2 separate regions of the Homo sapiens genome follow, and region 1 is linked to region 2. The links are chromatin loops, found by intact Hi-C in ENCODE. Cell type or tissue: GM12878. All regions are shown on one strand. Each heading gives the region's core, and the rest is flanking DNA. Links, peaks and the distances in the headings are about the cores only. Region 1 has its middle 30 kb from the start of LINC02304. Region 2 has its middle 97 kb from the start of LINC02304.

Region 1 (5,386 bases), core at 144-5,143, 67 kb after region 2:
CATCCCATTACTGGGTATATACCCAAAGGATTATAAATCATTCTACTATAAAGACACATGCACACGTATGTTTACTGCGGCACTATTCACAATAGCAAAGACTTGGAACCAACCCAAATGTCCAACAATGACAGACTGTATTAAGAAAATGTGGCACATATACACCATGGAATACTATGCAGCCATAAAAAAGGATGAGTTCATGTCCTTTGTAGGGACATGGATGAAGCTGGAAACCATCATTCTCAGCAAACTATCGCAAGGACAAAAAAACCAAACACCGCATGTTCTCACTCATAGGTGGGAATTGAACAATGAGAACACATGGACACAGGAAGGGGAGCATCACACGTCGGGGCCTGTTGTGGGGTGGGGGAAGGGGGGAGGGATAGCGTTAGGAGATATACCTAATGTTAAATGATGAGTTAATGGGTGCAGCACACCAACATGGCACATGTATATATATGTAACAAACCTGCACATTGTGCACATGTACCCTAAAACTTAAAGTATAATAAAAAAAGAAATAACAAATTATCTGCCCCAAAGTCTCTGCCTTTAAGAAATTGGAAATTCTACTGATTCGATAAAACATGAAACAATGAAAGAGACATGTAAGATGCTAAAGTGCAAATTTAGGGTGATAGACTAGACTTTTTATAATAATCAGAGGAGAAACTCAAAGAATTGGAGCCAGGATGGGGGCAGAGATACCAAGATGAGAAAAACAATCGTGTGTATTACTCCACAGAGCCTGGCCCAGCATAGAACTCTGAAGAAAGCTCTACTTTTTTCTTGTACAGAGTCACCATGTTTCCTATAAGACCATATTTTACAAGGAAGGAAGGGAGGGAGGGAGGGAACAAGGAAGGAAGGAAGGGAGAGAGGGAGGGAGGGAGGGAGGGGAAGGGAAAAGAAAGAGAGGGGAGGAGAGGGGAGGGGCAGATGGGAGGAGGGAGGGAGGAAAAAAAGAAAGGAAGGAAAGAAAGAAACAATGAGAAAGAGAGAGAGAGGAGAAAAAAGTACAAAACATCAGCTCCCTGTCTTCCTTACAAGTATCTTTCCATGATTTTCCAATTGCCAACTAAAGTTCATTTCCAGATGTGAGTTCTTTTTCATTTGCAATTCAACAACGCTCCTTTACCCGGATCAACTCTCTTTCCAAATTAGGGAAGCCCCAGGATGGCCAGAGCGGGTCCTCCTCATCTGTTCTGCACAGCACCACACTTCCTTTCCCATTCTCCAAAAATAAGTGTTCTGGAAGAGTTCATCTACTCTGAGGTTTGGTTTTCTTTCACTCACATCCCCGTGCCTTCCCTCTCCCCCCACCAGTCCACTTTTATTCCTCTCTTCTTTTTATTAACATGTCCACACTGTTACTAAACATAAAGGGCTTCTTGAGGAACTAATTTCAGCACATTTGTTTGGGTATTATATGGATGTTCAGAGTGGAGATCAAGAGGCACAAAAATAGATTTTGTTGATTTATGAGACCTCACTGTTTTCAATTCCCCATCAGTATGGGCAGGCACGATGCAGTCAAGAAGCGAAGCATCTGCTTCCCGCACGTTTCATTTGTGAACTTTAGCACCTGATGTAAATCATTCATAAAATCCCAAAGTGTTGGAAGGTACTCGTCTCTCGTTTTCATAAACATATACTCCACATACTGTACCTAGTGCTTTCTATCATTTGTTACAAATGGTAGGAGCAGAATTTTAATGACTACCAGAAATAAATTCTCAGCAGCAGGAAGGAAAAAAGAAAAGGAAACCTAGTTCTGGTAGTTCTGGAAACCCTAACATCCATTCATCACTTACCAGAGTTCTTCTAGAAACAAAAAGATGTCGCATTAGGTTATCGCCATCCTATATCTCCCCCTAAAAAGAACCTGAAGGAAGATGGAATATATTAGCTCAGTGCTGCTCTTTTAGATTCTTCTTAAGGGTGTCAGATCTGTGTTCATAGAGAATCTCTCAGAGATGGCTGGAAAAGACATTTGCATCTGGTAGGCAGTAGCCCTGTCTACCTTCTTTGGCCATACTCTTTGTATTACCTTGACACCATTGAGATGTTGACTCACATGAATTGAACATCTGAAGAAAACACAGTTCCTGCTTTCAAGATGTTCAGAGTCTTGCGGGGTTAGAGGACAAACACATATGTCAACAATTAACACCATGGGGGTGGGACTGTGAACCTCTCTCTCACTTTACCCATCCCCATCTTCTAGAAACAGCAGATAGATTTGGATGGGAGGGTCGGGTCAGTTGAGGAACTCTGCCATCTTCTGGCCAAGAAAAGGGCAGGTGGCGTACACAAGCTCAGACAATCCGGAGTGGAATGACACAGGAAAGAAAATGAACAAAACTTATGCATTCCGACAGTGGTGGTTGGTCCAGTTCTCATCCTCTCAAATTCTAATTGTTCAGCCTTCCTTCTGACTTTCAAACGTCCAAATTAACTTTTTTCTGCAAAAGTCATCCAGAGTTAGGTTCTGTTGTTTGCCACTGAGGGACCTTTATGGGTACCTCTGGAAAACACTGCAATTATTAAAGAATGTAGAGGGTTCAAGAAGGGTGCAGAGTAGAGAGTGATTATTTGATCTGGACAAAGGAAAGGAAGCTATCAGAGAAGGCTTCACGAAGGAGGTGACATTCAAAAGATTAAGAATTGGAGTGCACAAGATAAACTTCAAAACGCTTTTGCAAGATACCAAAGTTGTGAAGCTAAGGGCTCTGGCTCTAATGACTTGGAAGAACATAAGTCCTCCAATTAAAATCAACCAAGTATCTTCTTTGAGTGAGGAATCATTAAAAATATATATTATTTTCTTAAATCCTTTCACATAACTAGAGACTCCCAAGTCTTAGGCTTTTTGGACTGTACCAACCATTTTCCTTTTCTCTCTTCAGAAGGAAAGCTCTCTTCTGTTCCTTCCAAAAAAGAGATGCTATAATTCCACAAATCTCTCATATAATAATATAATAATTATGAGGGGGGTGAGGGGAGGCCCCTGGTTAGCTTATACTTGAAATTCTGTCTTAAAGAGACTAGAATGAGAAGAATAAGTGGAGAATGTGGATAGAATTTGGCATTTCTACAATAACATTTCCTCATTGCTTTGTAGGTCAGCTAGAAAGAGAGGACCCAGGGGATCCTGCATTTAATAGGTCAATTGAAATTTTAATGAGAATATCTATTTTATTTCTCCCAGAATTTAACCAATTCATTCATTTATGCAACCATTTGCTCATTTATCAATCAACTCATTCATTCTTGATTGTACCCTTTAAAGATTCATTAACTTATAGGAGGGTTATGCCATATAATCATAATGAAATGCACACAGAATTTTCTTTCTGAAATTCCAGAGGGGTGGTTATTCTAAGTAGAAACTATGTTGGTCTGGGTGTCCTGAGATCTGGATTCTAGTCCCAGCATTGCAACTTACTAGCTATGAGAACAAACCCCGCAGCTTTACTTTGCTCATAATTACACAGGAATAGTCATTGCTGTTCTATCTGCATCAGATAAGATGCAGAAAGATGCAGTCTTTCTGTCAGAAAGACTGAATGAACCCATGGAACCACAAATCCTTCGTAACCCAAATTCTCGATCAATGACATGATAGGATTCCCTGGGTTCTAGCCTCCTGCCATTAGGAGACGTGTATGCTTAACAAAGTCATTTCCACAGCCTGCACCCAATTTCCCGCCTCTGGGATATGGGATGGGAGCAGTTAACTACCCAATTTCAAATATTCTTTCCAGCTCAAAACATTTGTGACTCTCCAAAGTGACTTGTCATTGTATATTTAAAGTGATATGATTGAAGACTTCAGTCCTCCTTAAACTAGAAGTCTAGCTTAGGGTGTGTAGAATCTCGAGCAGGCCTTCCTCCCATGGGAAAGCAGCTTAGTCTCAACTGGGTCATTAAAGCCTAGCTACACCAGTGTTCCCCTTGCCTGGTGCACATCTACACCATCTGGAACTTCTGGTGGGACACATAGGAAAGCCCGTAGGCCTACCTGTGCTCCAGGGGCCTGCCACCTTGCTGATGTCACAGCAGGATAAAGAGATGGTGGCCCTGGTTGAAGGCCCAGGATGCTGAGATGCAGAATTCATGCCCACCACTAGAAGTGCTTCATTAATGCCCTTGCCCCATGTACTTTACCCTGCAGAACAGAACCCTGGATTTGACTTCCCTAAAGCTCTGATGTCTTGCTTGCCTTTGTCTTATTCTTTAACCTGAGATGGCTAAGACCATTCACATCCAGCCTTTGCCTGCATATTTCTTTCTCTCTCTGTCTCTGTCTCTCTCTCTCTCTCTCTCTCTAAATATCAGAAACAGTAGCTAACCTCTTTGAAGTGCTTACTCTGTACCTGCCACTGTATTAAAAGCTTTGCATGCCTTAGCTCACTAGACTCTCATGAGAACCTTATGATGAGGGTCCAACTACTTTTACTCTATTTTATGTGTGAGAGAGAAGCGGGTCCCAGAGGAGTGAGATGACCTGCTCAAGACTTCCTGGCTAGTTGGTGATGGAGCTGGAAAGCAGGCCAGGCCTGCCTGATACCAGGGTCTTAATCATGGAGCCCACTGCCATGTTTGAGATGATTTCTCCCTTGAATTCTTTTCCTCTCTGCTATTTCCATCTCTCTCTTTCCTTGCACACCCACGTGCACAGGGCAAATAAGAAAATAAGAGAGGTACCACCCAACCTATCTTGCAAACCTGACCAAGTTCTTTTCCCTCGCTTGGCCTTAATTATCAATGTCACATCTTTAAAACAAGGCCACTGTGTCCCCTTTAGGCCTGAACTCTTAGTTCTTTATTCAGCTTTAGAAATTTTCTCCAACATCTTTATTATAACTTATATTTCTACTGTCCTGATCTCTTCCTTAAAGTGTACAATATTTGCTCTTTTTTCTCTGTTCTCCATGTTTATCATGTACTCTCTCAACATTTTTACCTTTTTCTTTGCATCTTCAGTCTAGGAGGATTCTCAGGCTTCTCTTCCACATCCTGAGATCCTAAAGAAATTTCCACATGAAAATTTCTTTAACGTCAATTTTGCTGTTTTTCATCCTAAAACCTATGTAGATTTTATTATCTTGCTCTCTCTGTGTTTCCTTCCATTATTTTCTTATTTAAGCTTTCTATTTTTGCCTCTCTGTCATCATGTCAGCCTGCTTTTGTTTTTTTCTTGAGATTTTTTGCTCTTTTTCCAGAGACTTCATCTTCATTATGCTATTAAGGATTTTAAACATTTAAAAAATTTTAGAAAACAAGAAAGAAAGTTATCCTAGATGCCTTAAGGTGTGAAAGAGAAGCATCTATTCTATCAGATGCAAAATCTCTGGTAGAGATGTATGTGTGTATA
Region 2 (5,386 bases), core at 151-5,150:
GGGTAGGGTGGGGTAGGGAGAACAAACCCACAAATAATAAAATACGTTTCAGTCAGCAATTTTGGGCATCACTTTTATTTTCTTCTTCTCCATTCTCCAAATCCTTGCTTCACTGAATAGCCCACACCGAGTACCAAGCCTGGTATTGCTTATTACAAACATATGAGCAGAGGTCTTTCCATAATGAATAACTCATGGAAATTAATTGCTAAAGAGAGGGTAAATGATACAGCTTTTGGAGAAAGTAATCTGGTGATATTTTTTAAATTAAAAAATGTACATACTATTTGATCCAGTCATTCTACCTTTGGAAACCCATACTACAGAAATGAAGAAAGAAATATGTAAAGACATTTGTGCATAAAAATTGTATGGCTAATTAAGAACTGCTTATTGTAGCAAACCTCACCCCCAAATTCTATAAACTACAGAATATCCATACAAAAAATGGATAGATGTATTAAGGGGTGTGCATAATGTGGATTATCATGGCACTCTCTTTAAATGAATTAGAACTGTATGAATTAGAGTTATGTGCATTGGCTTGAAGAGTTATTGTGAAAACAGCAAGTTGCAGAAGATTGTTATATGATGTTCCATCTTTATAAAAGAAAAAATGAAAAATACAAGATAAGAAAGGAGGGCGGACACAAAAGAAAAAAGTGAAGGAGACACAGAAGGAGGAAGGGAGGCAGATGCCTGGTGTTCTTATCCAAATCCACCGCCCCACTCCTCTTAGTCCTCCCCAGCAGAGCCTCTACGCATTTGGAATATTGTATCAGTCAGGATTCCCTCAGGAAAACAGATCTTCTAGATAGTTGAAGCAGAACCACGGTGTGACAGTGAATTAGTTGTAAGGATGATAGACGAAGCCAAGAGATCAAATAGAGGAAGTAAAGTAACCAGAGGTTAGCAAAAAAGGAAACCAACTCTCCTCTCCTCCCCAGGACTACAGAGACACAAGGAGGAGGTGGAGATTTTAGGCTCAGAAGTGAAAGTCACATCAGGAGCTAGAACCATGGAGAAAGAAAGAAAAAAGAAATATTGCTTGAGTTTATTATGTCATAGGTGATTCATAACAGTAACAATGATAAGAATAATAATAACATTTGTTACATTGCTGTTAAATGGGTATTTTTAAATCGTGTTTTTTAACAGTTCCTAATTATTAAGCACCTACTCTGTGCCAAACACGATGTTAGCTTTTGACAAGCCTCATTTAATTGAATTGTCACAAAATGGACTAAAATTAGAATTGTCGTTTCCTCATCTTATAGATTAGGAAACTGAAACTCAGAGAGGAAAGATATTTGTCTGTGATCACACACCTAATAGGTAAAAGATCTAGGGTTTGAAACAAATTCTACCCATGGCTAAATCCTGTAGCATTCCACCATAACTCCCACTAACCTAACTCGTACAAACCTGGATTTGGAGTAATTAAGCTGGGTCTTGTCCTGACACTTGATGTAGTACTTTTAAAACATGCCATGAATTCTTTATCACTGCTTTCCTATGGTGGGGTCTATGTCTCCAACACTTGAGTCTGAATGGGTTTGTATCTGTTTCCACCAATAGAGGTTAGAATAGTGGAAATGATACTATGCGACTTCAGAAGCTGGACCTCAAAAAAGCCATTTCACTTCTGCCTTGTTCACTGGAATACTCACTTTTTAAACACTGGGCTTCTATGTAATAAGTCTGACTGCTTCAAGACCACCATGCTGTGAGGAAGCCCAAGCTATATTGGGAGGCTGGTGAATGGAGGTGCTCAGACAAACAATCCCAGCCAAGCCCAGGCTTCAAGTCACCCCAGCCCTGGCCCCAGACCTGTAAGTGAAGAAACCTGCAGAGAATTCCACCTCCCCACTGTTTGACAACTGTTTCCAGCTGAAGCCTCAACATTATGAAGCAGAGAGATCTCTTCTTGACCAAGTCCTGACCAAACTGCAAACTCACACTCACCATGAATGTTGGGTTTGGCATGCAGCAATGGATAACCAGAATACTTAGTGGTTTTGGGCAAGTCCTGAAATGTCCAGGCTTTCAATAACTGTTTTATTGAGTGAATGAATGATATATACAAATCTCAGTCCTGCCTATCTATAATGCATGTACGTGAAAACACCTTGCAAATTGCCTGACATTGTCTAAATGCAAAGATATCTTGAGAAAACTGCTTGAGATAAATAATTCACTGTGATTCATAACATTTTCAAGGCAGAAAGAGCTGGAAAGGAGCCACCAAACCTTTCTTTGGGGGTTCAATCAATGGTGAGATGAGACTGTCCCTCAGAAACTCACTTATGCTGTCTAATTTGGATTCCTGAGTTGAGGTGAGCACCTGGAACTAAATGCCCTCTGTAGAGTACAGGAGATGCTGAGTTTCCCCGCCAAGTCTATCCCCTGTTGTATACAGTAATTTGGTGTCTGGCAAAGAGAGGGCACCTTGTATAGCAAATGCACAAATAAATTTCACCACATAATTAGAATCATAACTGAAAGCTAATAAGCTGGCATCCTGCTTTGTAAGTCAATGCTCTGTGCATTGGACTGGCATAGGTCAGCTTGGCAGGGCCTACTATGTCCACCAAGTTCCATGAGCAGAAGAGAATAAAACCAGGACAAGACGTGCAAGAAGTGCTATTACCCAGCTGCTTACTGACAATGGTTGCATTTTACTGTGGTTTTCTGTGCTGATAAAAATAGTTAACTGCTTATTGAGTTGTCAAATCTGTTGCTCTTCCCTTTTGAAGAAAACGAAGGCCCAGAGAAAACCTGCCCAAACCCATTTTCTACTAAGTGTGGGCCAACATGGGAGCCCACCTCTCTCTGTGGTCCCTTCACTTATAGCACCGCCTCTCTGCTTTCTGCCTGAGGGATGGCTCCAGCAGAACCCAGGCTGGTGAACAGGTGTCACCGTCCTCAGCCAGCTCTGACCACTGGAGGGAGACGATCTTCAAAAAGATTCTGAAAAGGATTCTATCATCAAGTAGCAGTGGTTTCTGTGGGTCCTATTTGGAGACTGGGGGCAAAACTGCCACTTCATTGGCCATCTCCTACCAATCGCTCGTTCTGGACCTGGTTACTAAAAAGTGGTGGCTTTAAAGCAATACAACCAGAGGAAGCCAGACTGCAATAGAGTGAGGAGTAAATGGAAAAACAAAACATTGAAAACTCTAGAGGCTTGGCCGTGAAAAGAAAAAAAAAATTGTGTCATAGTTGGAGTGAGCGTGGAGTCAAGGAAGTGGTTTTAGTGGTCAATTTTTTGATAGTGGAGACCTGGATATCCTGAAAAAACAGGAAACACCAGCTCTTAGAGGTGCTCCTGTGGCTTAGGGGTTCATCTCAAACTACCCAGCACTGGGAAAGAGGGGTCATTTTCATGGGAGGAAACGTATTGACAGTAATTTTGTATTAAATCCAGTTCCAGTGTTTTTGTGGCATATTTGAGCAAACTAGGATCCACTAGAATTCCATGTTAAACATCTTTAAGTTTAGAGGTTTAAAAATATGTTGAGTCTGCCCCTACTTAACCTGTAAATGACTTTCTTTTATTTTCTTATAAAGCAATTCTTCGGAGCACATTATATGTATTTGTAAGTCTTTCAAAAATATCTTTAGATCCACTTAGGCTCAAATGGATAAAGTAAATGGAGGATGAGGCTCATTTTTATTATAAACAGACTGTTTCTCATTTCCAGCATCTCCAGGTAATACATCCATACAGAAGGCCACCCCAAGTGGCGTTGTCCTCAAATTACACTATGATTACTTCCAAGCTAGACAGGCCCATTTTAGTCACAGTGCTATGCCCGGGGAAATGGCAGACAGGAAAGTTTGTCATGTTCACTGCTTTCTGCAGGCAAAAGCCCCGGAAGGATCCAGAACTCTCCCCGGTGTGCTAGACCCTGATCTGAAGGCAGTTATGGCTGCAGAGAAAGCACAAGAGACCTCACTTCTAGACCTGTTTTGGCCACTTATAGCTACTTCCTTCAGCTCTCATTTTACCTCTCTAATCTTCATTTTACCATCTGGAAAATGGGGGAAAAAATAGTAACATTGGCTTCCTAACCGGATAGCCTTTAAGATTAAGTAAGACAGCGAATTCAAAGCAGCCAACCAGTGCCTAGGATGTAGTAAATACAAAAATAATAATGCTGGTGACACTAGTTCACGTGTGTTGATCACATATTCTATCCCAGACACACGTATCTTATGAGGATTCTGTCACTAAACCCATTCAGTGAATGAATGGACGAAGCCAACCTGGAAACTGCACTCCAGCATTTCTGTCCAGCTAGTCACAGAGAGCGGACTTTGCAGAAGGCGCAGTCACAGGGTCACTTAGTGACAAAGCACTAAGATAGAACCTGGGGAATGGGGGAAGGGTGCAGACACCTTCATTAAAGCAACTTTCTCAGCACCACCTTCTCTACTGCCAGCTTATTCTCCACGGTTTCCTGCTCAGTGCTCCAATTCCCATATCCTTATTTAATAGTCTCTAAAATGGGCATAATCATTATTTATGAGATTACCTAACAGTTTTTATGAGATCATCAAATGAAATACTAGCTACTAGGATAGGTTATAAACACATTTAAGAGGCAAGAGTGAAAATCTACTAAAATAAGCAGGAACTAATATTGGAGAGGTCAAGTGCTGTGGCTCATGCCTGTAATCCCAGCACTTTGAGAGGGCAGACAGGAGGATCGATTGAGCCCAGGAGTTCAAGACCAGCCATCTTTACAAAAAGTTTTAAAATTAGCTGGGTGTGGTGATGCGTGCCTGTGGTCCCAGCTACTCTGGAGATTGAGCTGGGTGGATCACTTGAGTCTACAAGGTTGAGGCTGCAGTGAACCATGATCATACCACTGCACTTCAGCCTGGGTGACAGAGAAAGACCCTGTCTCAAAAAAGAGAAAAAGAAAGAAAATGGATATAGGGTAATAGATCATAGTCACTGGCTTTTTAATAGTTTTCTGTGTTTTCCAAATTTGCGATAAAGGGTATATATTACTTTTATAATGAAAATCAAAGGCTGATTTAAAAGTGCTTGATACATAATAAAATCCTACAAAAATATAAAAGTCAATGTTTACACAGAAAAACAAATGTGGCATTGAACTTATATCCTTACAAATTTTAAACTATCTGTTTTACGCAGGACCACCATGAACAGTTGGTCAGGTTGTGTACTGCAAAAAGATGCTTGATTGAGGAAGCTGAAATCCTCCAAAAACTCTGCTTATAAACATTGCACCCCAGCTTGTGATCAAGTCTGCCTAAAGGATCACCTTCCTCTAATTTGCATAAAGCTTCCATAATTGTTTCAGCTGTCCTTTGGCTCCCCTTCTATTTTAGGGCTGTCCCTGTCCTATTTTCC

The links. Hi-C counts contacts between places; a loop is a spot of excess contacts. Peaks named below come from ENCODE experiments on the same cell type or tissue, not always from the same donor. Only the 100,000 strongest peaks of a DNase experiment are listed, where the experiment ranks them.
Region 1: it touches region 2 in a loop (2.6-fold over the local background); 2 of 110 quality-filtered maps call a loop at or near these places.

The regions. Positions count from the first base shown.
Region 1 is chr14:97,182,274-97,187,659 of GRCh38, reverse strand. No RefSeq gene overlaps it. Among named protein-coding and RNA genes, the nearest start is that of LINC02304, 30 kb to the right of the region's middle. In GM12878, for the core only: a CTCF peak has its summit at 2,283 (motif pointing left); no DNase peak of the experiment used is centred there.
Region 2 is chr14:97,249,506-97,254,891 of GRCh38, reverse strand. No RefSeq gene overlaps it. Among named protein-coding and RNA genes, the nearest start is that of LINC02304, 97 kb to the right of the region's middle. In GM12878, for the core only: no CTCF peak of the experiment used is centred there; a DNase peak (open chromatin) is centred at 2,949.